Regions from separate parts of the Homo sapiens genome. Here regions 1, 2 and 4 are each linked to region 3. A link is a contact called in ENCODE Hi-C or POLR2A ChIA-PET data. All regions are on one chromosome and are shown on one strand. Each heading gives the region's core, a stretch centred on a gene start or an enhancer-like site at or near the end of the contact. The rest is flanking DNA. Distances are from core to core; before and after follow the strand shown.

Region 1 (3,353 bases), core at 729-3,228, 1.2 Mb before region 3:
CCCCAAAAATGGTGATGTGGAAGCCCTATCCCCATTGAGATGGTATTAGGAGATAGAGCCTTCGGGAGATAATTGGGTCATAAGAGTGGCTCCCATGAAAGGGATTAGTGTCCTTATGAGACTAGACACTACAGAGATGGTCTCTCTGCATTGTGAGGATACAGCAAGAAGACAGATCTCTACAAACCGAGGAAGAGAGCTATCACCATGCACTCAACCATGCTGGCACCTTAACTTTGGACTTCCAGCCTCCGGAACTGTGAGAATTAAATTTCTGTTGTTTAAGCCACCCAGTTTTTGCTATTTTTTTTTTACAGTAGCCCAAACTGAGAGTGTACAAAGGCATAAAAGACAGTAAAGTGTGTTGAGAGAAACATACGTAGATAGTTGAGGGGAGAATTAGGTTCATGGCTGAGACTGGAAAAAGGGGGTATGATCTAACAGTAATACGCTGGGGAGAATTTAGCAAGGCCTATTTGTTCTGATTCTTCTCTGTGTACCTGTGTCTTCAAAGATAAGGGCATTCCTTTCCTCGATCCTATACTTACAGGATGAGCACCTCTCACTGAAGGGTCTTATACAGAAGAAGGTCAAACAATTCTTTTATGGCCTGCTTCAGGGGAGAAAAGTGGGAAGACACAAAGTGACTTTCCTGCTTCAGTTGTTTCCTCTAATGCCAACGAGTCATATTTTGCGGCAGTGTGTCCTGAATCTCATCAACAGCGGAGTAAAAATTGGAGTGTCTAGAACAGGGGTTCTCAACCTTTAGTGCAGAACTTGTTAAAAACACAGAATCCTGGGAACTGCCCCTTCCCGCAAGAGTCTCATTTGTTCTGGAATTAAGCTGTCATCTTCACTTGTTAACAAGTACTCCCATGTTGGTTGCAATGGAGGTCACCACTATACCAGACTTTGAGAAACAGTGGTTTAGAGATAAAGGATTGAAGACCAGGTGGGATTAGAAAAGACCTTGAACCCACACTAAGGACTTTGGCTATTATTTTGAAGACAATGAAAAACCTTTAATGGGCTTTAAGCAGGTGAGTGATATAATCATATTTGAACTGTTAAAAGACCACTTTATAGCAGAATGAAAAATGAACTGGAAGAAGCTAAAATTAAAGCTAAAGAGAACCATTAGGAAGTTATTGCCATAATCTGTAGGCTCCTAAAAGAACAAACCAAGATAAAGGATGGATTTGGAAAGCTTTAGAAAGTAGAAATTGGCAGCAGTTGGTGGTCCATTGACTGTAGTAAGTGAGAGAGGAGGAACCAAGCCAGGTTTTTGTGCTTGGGTGACTGGTTGAATAGTGATTTCAGTCATTTAGATTTGAGTGGTAGGTTTGTGGAGAAAAGTAGTGCGGTTTAGGAGATACTGAATTTGACACGCCTGTGGAGTATCCAGGTGGAAATGTTTTTCTTACTAGATAGTGAACCCCTCATGGGCAAGTTCGTCTATCCATCTGCAGCACCAGAACCTAGTAAAGCGCCAGAATGAATGAACCAACCAACCCATCAATGGATCTGATACTATTGGCCCCATTTTGCAAAGGGCTATGCTGAAGCCCAAGGGACGAAGTGAGGGGGGTCCACAAGTTAGCGACAGCTCTGGGACTCGAACCCAGGACAGCTGACTCCCGCCGTGACCACGGGATCCGCGCGAGGCCCTCCCCTGCCGCGCCGGCCAGGCCCGCACCCCCTACCCTCAAGCCGCGCCGCCGCCTGCACCCACGACCCCTGATGCTTGGGTCCCCGCGGCTCTCGGCCCAGCGCGACTCCAGAGGCTCCGCCCAGCGCCCCGGGCCCCCATCCCGACTCCCACCCCGCTCGCGCGCTCAGTCCCAGCGACCCGCACTGCGCTCCCCGCCTGGGCGCCGCTGCACTCACCACGGCTGGTCCAGCTCGCGGCTCTGCCTTTCCTGTGTGCTCCCTCCAGATTCCCCGGCTCGTTCAAGGGAAACCGCTGCCGCCGCCCTCGGGTTCCGCCGCGGGGCTGCGAGCGCGCGCGGGCCAGTTCGGGCCGGGGGCGGGAACCGGCTCGGATGCTCAGGGACGGTGGGGGTGGCAGGGCCCACCGGCTTGAGGCTGCCTTTCCCGGCGTTCCCTCGTTTATTGGCTCACTCTTCCTTTCATCCATCCATCCTTTGCGCAACAATATTTGATGGGAAGCCTGCCAAGGTAACACTGTTTTAGCACCTGGAACTAAGTCGGAAAATAAATTAACTAAATGAACAAGGCCATTGGAGATGGTGCTCCGTGCCACGAAGAAAATGAAACGAGGTGATGGAAGGCAGTGCGGGAAGGGGGAGAACTGTGTGAAATTAGGCGGCCTGCGCTAGGCCTTCTGAGTAAGGGGCCATTGGTCTGAGACCTGGATGTCAAGAAGGAGCAGCTGAAGCAAAGATCCAGGGGAGAGAGCCTGGAGAGGGAAGGGCCCGTGCAAAAGCTGAAAAGCCTGGGGCACTCTGGCGAGTTGCAGGCCAGTGTGGGTGAGACAGAGAGAGCTAAGGAGACAGGCCAAGCGAGGAAGCTGGAGAGGTGGAGACAGGCCACGGCGGCCAGGAGTTTGGACATGACATTAAACAGGGCGAGAAGACATTGCGGGGGTGCAATCAGGGGCTGGTGGGACTGGTTTCCATTTCACACAGCTCTCTGGCCACAGGTGCTTGATTGGATTCTAGAGAACAAGAGAGCAACGGAGAAGCTAGGCCAATGCCAACCTCCAGACAGTTTACATTCTGTACTCGCCCACCAGATTGGTGTGGGGACAAAGCCAGGTCCTTCTTCTTTCCAGCATTCAGTCTGCCAACTTTTTTTTTTTTTTAGACAGGGTCTCACTCTGTGGCTCAGGCGCTAGTGCAGTGGTGCAATCTCAGCTCACTGCAGCCTCTGCTTCCCGGGTTCAAGCAATTCTTGTGCCTCAGCCTCCCGAGTAACTGGGATTACAGGTGTGTGCCACCAGGCCCAGCTAAATTTTTTTGTATTTTTAGTAAAGACGGGGGTTTTGTCACGTTGGCCAGGCTGGTCTCGAACTCCTGACCTCAAGCGATCTGCCCGCCTTGGCCTCCCAAAGTGCTACGATTATAGGCATGAGCCATCGCACCCGGCCAGTCAACCAACATTTGAGTGTGCACTAGGCCCTGCATCAGGCACTGGGGGTATGCTCAGGTACAAGGCCCTTCATGGTTCCTGCCCCATGGAGCTTGCTATCTAGTCTGCACATTTCCTACGTGTAGACATGCATCCTACCTATGTCTCCCTAGGTGAATGCTTCAAAAAAAAAAGGCCGGGGCGGGGACCTTCAATGAGGCTATGGTGCAGTAAACATATTCCTTATGCCAGGGTGCACCAAT
Region 2 (3,284 bases), core at 301-2,800, 1.9 Mb after region 3:
GTTACACTGTATTTTTAAAAAGGAGGTGCTCAAATATTTGCAATAATAAAATTTAAAAACCGCCAAGTGTTCTACCCGAAACTGTACTCAAACTTACTTTAAATGTTTCAAACCTGTCAAAGTTAGCAATGGAACACCTGTCAAAAGTCTAATTTTACAGTAATAAACACCACAAAGAGAACAGTAACTTCCAGCTTTATCTATAAAATACCAGAAAACCCAAATCACTTTGTATTATTTCTCTTCGCCGTCTCAAAATAAAACCTTTGAAAGAGACACACAACAAAACAACGTCTCTTGGTTCCTTTGTCCCCAGCAGAGGAGAGGGAAGAGAACTGGGAACTCATTAAGGTAAAGAGCCCCAAACATGCAAGATAAGAAATAAATGACATCCGATCTGCAATCAATCATCAAAGAAAGTCACCATCACTTCATCTTCATCCCTCCCTTCTCCCCTGCAGCTCAAATAACGTGAGTATAGACGAGATGATCAGGATCATATGGACCTGGACAAAGCTTTGTGGAGGCAGCGGGCGGGTAGCAGTTAACTGGCTGCAGCCGGCAAAGAACCCGAGATTCCGGCTGCAGGAGACTCCGACAGAGGTCTGCAAAAGTGCGAGTGGCAGGGGCCGCCCGGCTGTTGAGAATGCGGAGCAGCGGCGGCGGCGGCGGCGCGGTCAAGTCCACAGCGCCCGGGGAAGTTGCTGGCCGAGCGCGACACGCCGCAGAGCGCGGGCCCTCCATGTCACCGTCGCCAGCACAGACCCTCCTGCTCGCCCCTCCCCCGCCGCGCACCCCGGGCGGCGGCGACATGACAGCGGGTCGCGCCGCACAAGGGCGCCCGCCCCCTCCTGGCCCTCTCCCCGGGCTCCCCAGCGGCCGCGGCCGGTTCTCACCTTGGGTGGCGAACGGCGACGAGCCGCTGACCGGCGAGCCGGGGGCAGGGACGGGTGGCGGGGTCTCGGCCGAGCCCAGCATGGGCGCGGGCAGCATGAGGTAGCGCTGGGGCGCGGGCAGGCAGCGCTGGCAGAAAGAGTGCAGGCAGGGCAGCAGCTTGGGCGCCCGGCTCTGGATGTTCTGGTGGCACACGGCGCAAGTGTCCAACAGGTTGAGCCGGGCCGCCTCGCCGCCGCGCTCCGAGTCCGGGCCCTGCCGACTCTCGGCCTCGTTCTCCCCGCTCGGCGCCGCCGAGGGCCCCCCGGAGGCCGCAGCCGAGGCCGCTGCCGCCGCCGCCACCGCCTTCTCCACCGCCACCTCCATTGTCCTGCCCTTGCCGCCGCCGGGGAAGCGAGAGCGCGGTCTCCGCCCGCCGCCCCCGACGACCTCCTCCTCCTCCTGCGGCTGCTCCTCAGAGGCCGCTCGGTGGACTCGCGGCAGCGCCAGCGAGGGAGGGAAAGCAAACCGGGCGGGGGAAGCCTCCTCAGGCCCACGGGATCCGCCTCCCGAGTGGCGCGGCCGGAAGGAGGGTATCTGTCAGCGGAGACCGTTCCTCGCACCGGGGAGGCTGCACCCCGTCCGCTTCGCCAACCGCCGAGGCGCTCGTGGAATACGCCCAGCCCGCCCTTGCCTCCCCGCCTTTCTCTTCATCCCCCTGGCCCACCTCAGGCCCCGCCCCCGCCCCCGCCCTCCCTCTCCCAGCAACTGAGGCTTCGGTGTGGAGCGCGCCGCCCAATAGCGGCCGCGCCTGGCGAGGGGGCGGGACCTGTTGGAGCCCGCGAGGCTCCGTCGGCCGCGGCGGGAGGTTGGGAAGTGGGAGGTGCTTGCCCAGCCCCGCCCCCTCCGGACGCCTGAAATCGCGGCTTCTGATTGGGCCTTTGTGTATGTTTCCTCCTCTGAAAAGATTAAGGGTTCATTTGTTAACGACCATCCGCCTGATTCGGTCCGCGGTGTTAGCTCCTCCTAGGGGGCGGGACCTCACTTGTCTACTCAATGCCGTTAATTAAGTAACTGCTTGGAAAACTGATTTCATTACTGGAGACCTGGTCTTGTAGGAGGAGTAAATATGGTCGGAGGGTCACAGGAGGAAGGAGTGGAGGTACTGAAGAGCAAACAAGGAAATAATTTTTTAAAATACTGTGTGAAAGAGGTACTCTGGAGGCAGCAGGGATATTGCAACCTAATTTTACTCATCTCTAGAATGAATGAGTATGAAGAATAAGGGGGGGAAGTTCTCGTGCAAGTTGGAAATTTTTAAAGGGTTTCCCCAATGAAAAAGGTGAAATTAATTTTTAAAGTCAGTGATTTGCTTTTTAAGTGACTAAAAGTGGTTCGTTTTCCCAGGAATTAATACAGATTGACAAATGTTTTTATTGCATAAATATAGCATCATTAAGCAAAAATAAACCTCAATACTGTTACCCAAATAATTCATAACTTCAGGATTCTTTTGTATTTCCTCCCTCCCTCTTATTTTATTCCCTCCCTCCCTCCCTCACCTCTCTACGCTGATATCAGAAGTTACGCACATTTTTCACTCAAAAAATGGCGCAGCTTTTAAGGAACTTGAAGAATAGAAACGGAATGAAGGAAACAAGATTTTGTAACACGTAACTTTAAGAAGTATTTACCTTTTTTTTTTTTTTTTGTCAATACTAATGAAGCGGTACTGGACTTTAGAGAAAGATGGAGTGGGTCATGAAAGGCTTTGCTAAAATCACAGTTTTCCTGGAGGACTATATGGGATGGCAATGGGGGAGGGCTAGGCAACGTAGCCTTCCTTCAAGACCTTGCCCTTAAACACAACCTCCGTAGGCCTCAAGTGAGAGGTTCTTTTACTTAATCACAAGACATTCAACAGCTCTTCCCGCCTCCCCCACCCATTGGTTCCTGTTTAAGCTTGGGATTTTTTGTTTGTTTGTTTTTTTGCATGGAAGTAGCTCTTAAACCTTAGTTTGCATAAGAATAACTTGAGAAGCTTAGTGAAAAACAGGTGCTTGGGCCACCTCCGTATTCAGTTATTCAATTTTGATAGCATCTCAAGTGATTCTGACCTGGGTGGGTCCAGAAACGGAAGTCTGTCCCACAGGTCTTCACCCACTCACAAATCTCTCCACGATTTCGTCCGTATATGCCTCTCAAGCTGAAGTCGCCGCGACTCTCATGCTTCATGCTGCAGCAATTGTAAGGCCACCCTGCTTTGTACACGCTGTTCCCTTTGTTTTAGTTCCTTCAAAATTCTGACTTATCTGTTATCCCCTAAAGCCACCCCAAAGTTGAACACTCCTTCCCCAGAATTCAAACCATATTGTATATTTTTGAAGCTACACCTTGAAAACATTCACATA
Region 3 (3,076 bases), core at 577-3,076:
ACGATTCACAATATATTTTTAAAAATAAAAGTAACATATTTGGCTCATTTATTTTTGCTCACCCTGACATCATATTTCTCCTTGGATGCCTAGAGACAAAACTACCACTGTATAAGGGCTAGAAACAAAACTACCACTGTATAAGGGCAAATAAAAATGAAAAATAACAGGCTTAATTCCTCTGCTGAAAATAAAGAGACTTCTCAGCCTTCTCTCTGTTCCTTCAAAATTTCTTTCTCTGTCCTTTTCGAATGTACACAAATCTTTATAACGGCGAAATGAGCCTCTTGCCAGTATCACAACTCAGAAATGTATCCTCAAGGACTTGGGGGTCATCTTTTTGAAATTCAGACGTGAGTTAGTGCCTGTATCTTCCAGTTCCTACATGAGGGTAAGAGACTAAATTAGTGGGTATGGGCGCCTTGCTCCAATTTGTAAAACTACCTCCTGCTATAAAGATATGCGAACTTTGGCCGGCTGCGGTGGCTCACACCTGTAATGCTAGAACTTTGGGAGGCCAAGGAGGGCAGATCACGAGGTCAGGAGATCGAGACCATCCTGGCTAACACGGTGAAACCCCGTCTCTACTAAAAATACAAAAAAATTAGCCAGGCGTGGTGGCGGGCGCCTGTAGTCCCAGCTATTCGGGAGGCTGAGGCAGGAGAATCCCTTGAACCCGGGAGGCGGAGCTTGCAGTGAGCTGAGATCACGCCACTGCACTCCAGCCTGGGTAACAGAGCAAGACTCCGTCTCAAAAACAAAAAACAAACAAACAAAAAGATATGCGAAGTTTAAAAAACGAACAACAACAACAAAAAGTTATGCGAAGTTTGTTTTGCTTCTGGATAAAGCCAACATGAGTGGTCTCCCCAATTACTACTATTAAGTAAGGAGGAACTATGTTTGACAAAAGGTGTTGTCAAGTTCTGTTATTTGAAGACTAGTGATTGTTTATCTTGAGAACAGGTATGTAATGGTTGTTGTGGAGATTTTCTGGATTAAGAGAAGTTTTTTTTCTTTAAAATTCGAACAAGTGTCTGTATTTTTTCCCTTTATTTAAGAAACGGTGGCGGCGGTGGTGGTGGTGGATGGGGGGCGGCTCTCACTACCTTGCCCAGGCTGGTCTCAAACTCTTGTTCTCAAATGATGCTCCTACTTCGGCCTCCCAAAGTGTTAGGATTACAGGTGTGAGACACTTGTGTTGGATTTTTTTTTTTTGGAGGCAGGGTCTCGTTCTGTTGCCCAGGCTGGTGCAGTGGAGCAATCACAGCTGCCAGCCTCAAACTTTTGGGCTCAAGCGATCCTCGCACCTCGGTCGCCCCAGTAGCAGGGACCACAGGCACATGCCACTACTCCTGGCTAATTTTAACATTTTTTGTAGAGATGGGGTCTGGCTATGTTGCTAAGGCTGGTCTTGAACTACTGGGTTCAAGTGATCCTCCCTTCTCGACCTCCTAAAGTGTTGGATTACAGGCGTGAGCCCACTGTGCCCGGCCTGCATTTAATTAGACACCTAAAATTTAGGCCGGTCAGTAGCACACTTAGCAGCACGTTACTTTTTATAAAAACAAAGACCGAATACCGCTTTTTTGAAAAAAAAAAAAAAAAAAAAAAAAAAAGGATGCACCAGTTCTCCCCATATCATTTCTTCTCTCTACCTCTCGTCTTTTGCAGCTAACATTACTGGCCAGGTCCGCAGCAGCAGAGTTCTGTGGGCTCCCAGCCTCCGCCCTCCTCGCCCTCCTCCGCGCCGGCAGGTGAGGCCGCGTGGCGGGACTACAACTCCCAGCGTGCCCCGCGACGGGAGGGTCACGTGGGCGTCCGGAAACCCTGGTCGCACCGCCAGGGGTGAGCTGGCGGCGGGGGAGGCGGGCAGCGGAGCCAAGCTGACCCGGCGAGCGGAGCCGGGGCTGGAGAGCGGCGACCACTGCGGATCTCGGGTGCGCAAGCGGTGATGCGTGGGGCCGAAGACCTGCTGGGGCGGGGGCGGGTCCAATCCGAGGGGCTTCCCGGGTCGGGAGGGCGGTGGGGAGATGTAGGTGGCGGCCCCCCTTGGGTGGGGCGCCCAGGCAGGGTCGGCCGCTCGCCCCCTCCTTCTCCTCCCTGGGCCCGGGCCTGGGGTCCCGGCCGTCACGGGGAGGCTGCGATGGGGTGGATGGGGAGGAGAAGGACCCCCGGGGGACCCTGCGGCCCGGCCCCGATCCATGCGGCAGAGGCTTTTGTGCTCCTCGCCCGCCTGTCCTCCGGCCGTGGGTCTGGGAGATTCTGACTTGATCAGAAAAGGGCTTGTCGTTCGGACCAGGGGAGAGGGGATGCTTTTCAGGTAGGTGGGGAAGGAAGCTCTTTGGAAAGGATGTATAGAGGTCAGAGAAGAAGCGTGGTCTCAGTGAGTGACTGGTTTTGTTTTCTGGTAACTAGCATGAACTCAGTCAAGGAATTTGGTCAAATTATTCGTCATTCCCTCCTTATTCTTCGCAGGGTGTGTTCTGTTTATTCTCAGTTTTGACAGGAGATAATGGGAATGTGTCCCCGGAGTTTTTAGTGTTTTTTTGAAATGTAAGATGGTAGGCTATCTCGTGGTAACTCTTACTGAAAAGTTTATAGTTTATAGGGAGGAGTGGTTCCTGGGGTGAGCAAAATCATTCAGTTGTTATCTTTTTGTCCACCGGTTTATTTCTACCTTTACACAAATTTATACATACATAAATATATATAACAGTTGTTGAAGGGAATGTCTTCAGTGCTTTGGTGCTTAAATGATTTCTTTTCAGTTTGTTTGATGTTTCTTGGATACTAGGCTCTATACTAAGAACTCCATATAAATTATCTCATTTAATTAATACATGAGGAAATTGAGCTTCGGGTTGGGCGCGGTGTCTCATGCCTGTAATCCCAGCACTTTGGGAGGCCGAGGCCTGTGGATTCCTTGAGGTCAGGAGTTCAAGACCAGCCTGGCCAACATGGTGAAACCCCGTCTCTACTAAAAATACAAAGATTAGCTGGGCGTCGTGGCGCATGCCTGTAATCCCAGCTACTCGGGAGGCTGAGGCAGGAGAATCGCTTGAACCTGGGAGGC
Region 4 (3,460 bases), core at 4-2,503, 1.3 Mb after region 3:
GGAATTACAGGCATGAGCCACCGCGCCCGGCCAAGTTTAGTTTTTTAGTTCGTTTTTTATCAGGTTTATAGCTAACTTGGAATCTGGAATCTGTGCCTGACTAGATTTACAGGGGATTTGTACAGGAAGCCCCAGAATGCACCCACCTATTTCAAGAGCATAGCAAACAGCATTCACCCAAGCATTCATCTACAGTCTGGTATTCATACACTAAGAAGCAACGTTCTTTGGGCATTACCTCCAACAGGGTAATAGCTCCAGTGAAATCTCTTTTTGAAAGTAGCTCCTCTAGTTTTGGAATCTTCCTACCTTTCTTCTTTCTTTTGTCAGTGTGCTGTACGCCTCTGCCTACAGCAGGTTTGGCCCTTGAAAGCATCTGTAAAAGAAACAAAGACAGCTGTATGGTCCAATTCTGATTATCAGATTTAAACTGAGAGTGACAGCTCTGTAATTTATAAGTCAAGGCCGGGCACAGTGGCTCATGCCTGTAATCCCAGCACTTTGAGAGGCGAAGGCGGCGGATCACGAGGTCAGGAGTTGGAGACCAGCCTGGTCAATATGGTGACACCGCATCTCTACTAAAAATACAAAAATTAGCCGGGCGTGGTGGCATGCGCCTGTAGTCCCAGCTACTCGGGAGGCTGAGGCAGAAGAAACGCTTGAACCTAGAGGCAGAGGTTGCAGTGAGCCAAGATCGCGCCACTGCACTCCAACCTGGGCGACAAAGCGAGCCTCCATCTCAAAAAAAAAAAAAAAATTATAAGTCAAATCCTTAACAACGAACCCCAGGGAAGCCTATTCAAACTCGTTTTGTAACAGGTATTCTACTAGAAGAGCCATCAGCCAATACTTAGGAAGGACCAAACAGCTACTCCCAACTTTTATCTTCTCTGGCTAGAGATGCTTTCGCATTGCTTCTGTCATCTCAGCTTTCCCTTCCTCTGCTTCCCATCCCACGAGTGGTTTAAATGTGAGTAAACGGAAAAGCAGGAGGGAAGAAAGCACCGAGGTATTTACAGTTGCATCCCTGTCCCCCGTGGGAACACAGGGAGAGCTGGGGATTACTCTCTGCGGACACACCTAGACTTCACACAGAAGTGTGCTGGGAACCTCTAATCGCCAGCCTCAGGACCTACTCAAAGTACTCCCTTACTATTCAGAGCCACTAACCATCTTGACGTCGGTCTTGTGAGTCCCCACCACACAGCGAAGGCCGCGCCTCAGCGTTTCGCCGCATCCACACAGCACGTTCTGTCTCCACGGTAACCCCGCCTGGACGCTGGTACGAACGGGAGAAAAGCTCGTTGGAGAACCAGCGCCCGCGGCTTCTTGGTTCCGTGCAGCTTCTGCCGCGGAAGAGCCGAGGTTCCTCTTGGGAGGAGAGCGTCGTTCTCTGGGCTGAGAGCGAAAGTTTGGTTGTCTCTATTTATGAGTTTACTTTAGGAAAAGGCGAATTGGAATGGCATTGTTTTTCAAATGCAAGTTTTCTGGGAAAGAAATTTTCAGGGACCACTTCTGTTTGGGGCCGTGTTGGACTCCATAGCAACCCTTGACTATGTGCACCGCAGAATCTTGGTCTCTGGCTGGTGCGGGAAGCTTAGAAAATTTCTGCTGAAGGAGTTGTAGTTCTGTGATTTGGAAGCAGGAGTGCACCAAAATACAGTTTCCTATTTCCACAGATACACCTACACACAATAGAGAACTGTAATAAATATTTGTCGATTGGATGACTTAATTTATCTATCTTACTCCTGAACCCAGTTAATACAGGGGCAACCACAGTCTTTAAATTCACGAAATCGTGGAATGTTAGAGTTGGAAGGGACCTTACAGGACCTCTGGTCAACCCCTCAGAATTAACAGACTGAAGAACTAACATCTTGTTAGTTAACTAATGTCAGCCTAAAATAACCAAAAAGCTCAGGGATCCAGTTGAAAGAGTTTATTCAAGTGCAAAGTGTGAGGGCGGCTATCCCGGGAACCACTGACAGCAAAGAATGGTGATCAGTGCTCCCTGATGCAGGGAAAGGTGAGGGTCATTTATATCACCAAAAACAGGAGTGCTGTACGTAATTACAGCATTTTCTAGATGAGGCTAACGTACACAGAAGATTCAATTCACTACTATTGATTACACTGTAAGGGGGTTGTTTAATATTCTATTGTAAAGAGGTAACAATCACAAGGGTCTCTATCTCCAACGTCATTTAGTCTGAATAAAGAATAAAAAATCTGGTTAATATATAACATCAACACAAAGATCAGGAAGCAACAGTCATGCACCAGAGAAGAAAAACAGCCATGTTCTGTGATTTAGTTTACAGGGCTTAACTTTTCCCCTTGGCATAGTACGTTTGGAAAGTGCTGAAATTTTCTTTTCACATTTTCCCCTTTTCTTCAAAAGCTTTCAGAGAAAGCATTATAGAAGAATTATATTCTCAGGCCGTGTATTTGATCAAACCTCATGTCACTAGGAAGGCCCCTTCCTGGCAGTCACATCCCAGGGAGGAGGGGAAATTGGAAAGGACCAAGTCCGAATTATAAAGCAACAAGAGAAAGTAGTTCTGGAACCTGATTCAGGCTACACGGCTGCCTCTTCAATCAAACAATTCTCTGAGTAGTCTTTGTTCTACACATTTTCTCAGCTGTGTGTTGACCCAATTGCAGATAAATACCATAACAGCTCTGCAGACAAAGGCAAGACAAAACACAAACTATGATAATTCCTAAAATACATAACAGCTTTTGCCACCAAGTTCCCCAAGATCCAAATCAATTACTTAACCAGTAGCTTAGAGAGGGTTTTGGATCCGAAAGGTTAATTATTAGAGTTTTTCAAATCAGTTATTAATTTGGTGACGTTATTTGATTCATCTGGGATATAAACACAGCATTCAGTTTCTGTCATAGCACAGATTCCTCCTTGGGCTGCAGTGAGTATGTCTAAGACCATACAGTTTTGTAATACAGTCTTCTCATGACAGTAACTTCATTATTTAATAATGAGACATTCATGTGGCTGTTATTTAGGGCCTTTTGTGTGTAATTGGTTAGGGCCTGTACATGGCAAATGACATCTTCAATACACAGTTGTGGTACAAAGACAGAAGTGAATCTAAGTGGCTTCTGGAAGGTAAGCACTTTCTATTTCTTCTGTTAAAGACACTATTGCGTAAACCTTTACAGTAAGTTCCAGATTCATCCTTTAAATAACATGCGTCTGTAAACCAAACAACATTAGCCTAAGTAAGAAAAGTCTCTTGCAGATCAGTCCTAGGAGAAAACAAGTTTATCAGTTAGAGTTATGCAATTGTGTGGTGTTTCATCTGAAAGTGAAGGAAGAAGAGTTGCAATATTTAGCTTGTTACATCTAGAGATGGTGACATGAGAAGCTAAAAGAAGTGAAACTTTCTATGAAGTTAGTCTACTCATTGAATAACGTTGAGTGTGGTTCAAGTTT

Evidence for each region. Hi-C counts contacts between places; a loop is a spot of excess contacts on that map. ChIA-PET counts read pairs that join two places held with the same protein, here RNA polymerase II (POLR2A). Pooled maps may share reads with other maps.
Region 1: a map of CD8-positive, alpha-beta T cell shows a loop between it and region 3 (3-fold over the local background). The contact joins the promoter of AGK-DT here to the promoter of SLC37A3 in region 3. A Hi-C loop is called at or near these places in 1 of 168 maps with a recorded cell type or tissue (CD8-positive, alpha-beta T cell) and 10 of 50 pooled maps. POLR2A ChIA-PET finds 5 or more read pairs at or near these places in 3 of 52 experiments (B cell, activated B cell and activated T-cell).
Region 2: a loop to region 3 is called in a map of CD4-positive, alpha-beta T cell, with 13 times the contacts of the local background. The contact joins the promoter of TRIM24 here to the promoter of SLC37A3 in region 3. A Hi-C loop is called at or near these places in 2 of 168 maps with a recorded cell type or tissue (CD4-positive, alpha-beta T cell and naive thymus-derived CD4-positive, alpha-beta T cell) and 6 of 50 pooled maps.
Region 4: a pooled map shows a loop between it and region 3 (7-fold over the local background). The contact joins the promoter of IFT56 here to the promoter of SLC37A3 in region 3. A Hi-C loop is called at or near these places in 1 of 168 maps with a recorded cell type or tissue (adrenal gland), 3 of 37 single-sample maps with no recorded cell type and 2 of 50 pooled maps. POLR2A ChIA-PET finds 5 or more read pairs at or near these places in 1 of 52 experiments (activated CD4-positive, alpha-beta memory T cell).

What each region holds. Positions count from the first base shown.
Region 1 is chr7:141,549,969-141,553,321 of GRCh38, reverse strand. AGK-DT (AGK divergent transcript) reads left to right here and starts at 1,978. Exons shown (of 6, transcript NR_183408.1): 1 at 1,978-2,178. AGK (acylglycerol kinase) reads right to left here and starts at 1,912. Exons shown (of 16, transcript NM_018238.4): 1 at 1,888-1,912. RefSeq lists silencers at 1,668-1,847, 2,028-2,117.
Region 2 is chr7:138,458,525-138,461,808 of GRCh38, reverse strand. TRIM24 (tripartite motif containing 24) reads right to left here and starts at 1,550. Exons shown (of 19, transcript NM_015905.3): 1 at 897-1,550. The coding sequence starts at 1,260. RefSeq lists silencers at 679-1,158, 1,189-1,438, 1,499-1,888 and enhancers at 1,399-2,181, 2,585-3,095.
Region 3 is chr7:140,397,280-140,400,355 of GRCh38, reverse strand. SLC37A3 (solute carrier family 37 member 3) reads left to right here and starts at 1,826. Exons shown (of 15, transcript NM_207113.3): 1 at 1,826-1,940. RefSeq lists silencers at 1,679-1,908, 2,019-2,288.
Region 4 is chr7:139,131,571-139,135,030 of GRCh38, reverse strand. IFT56 (intraflagellar transport 56) reads right to left here and starts at 1,253. Exons shown (of 18, transcript NM_024926.4): 1 at 1,171-1,253; 2 at 239-376. The coding sequence starts at 1,173. RefSeq lists enhancers at 1,237-1,416, 1,134-1,428.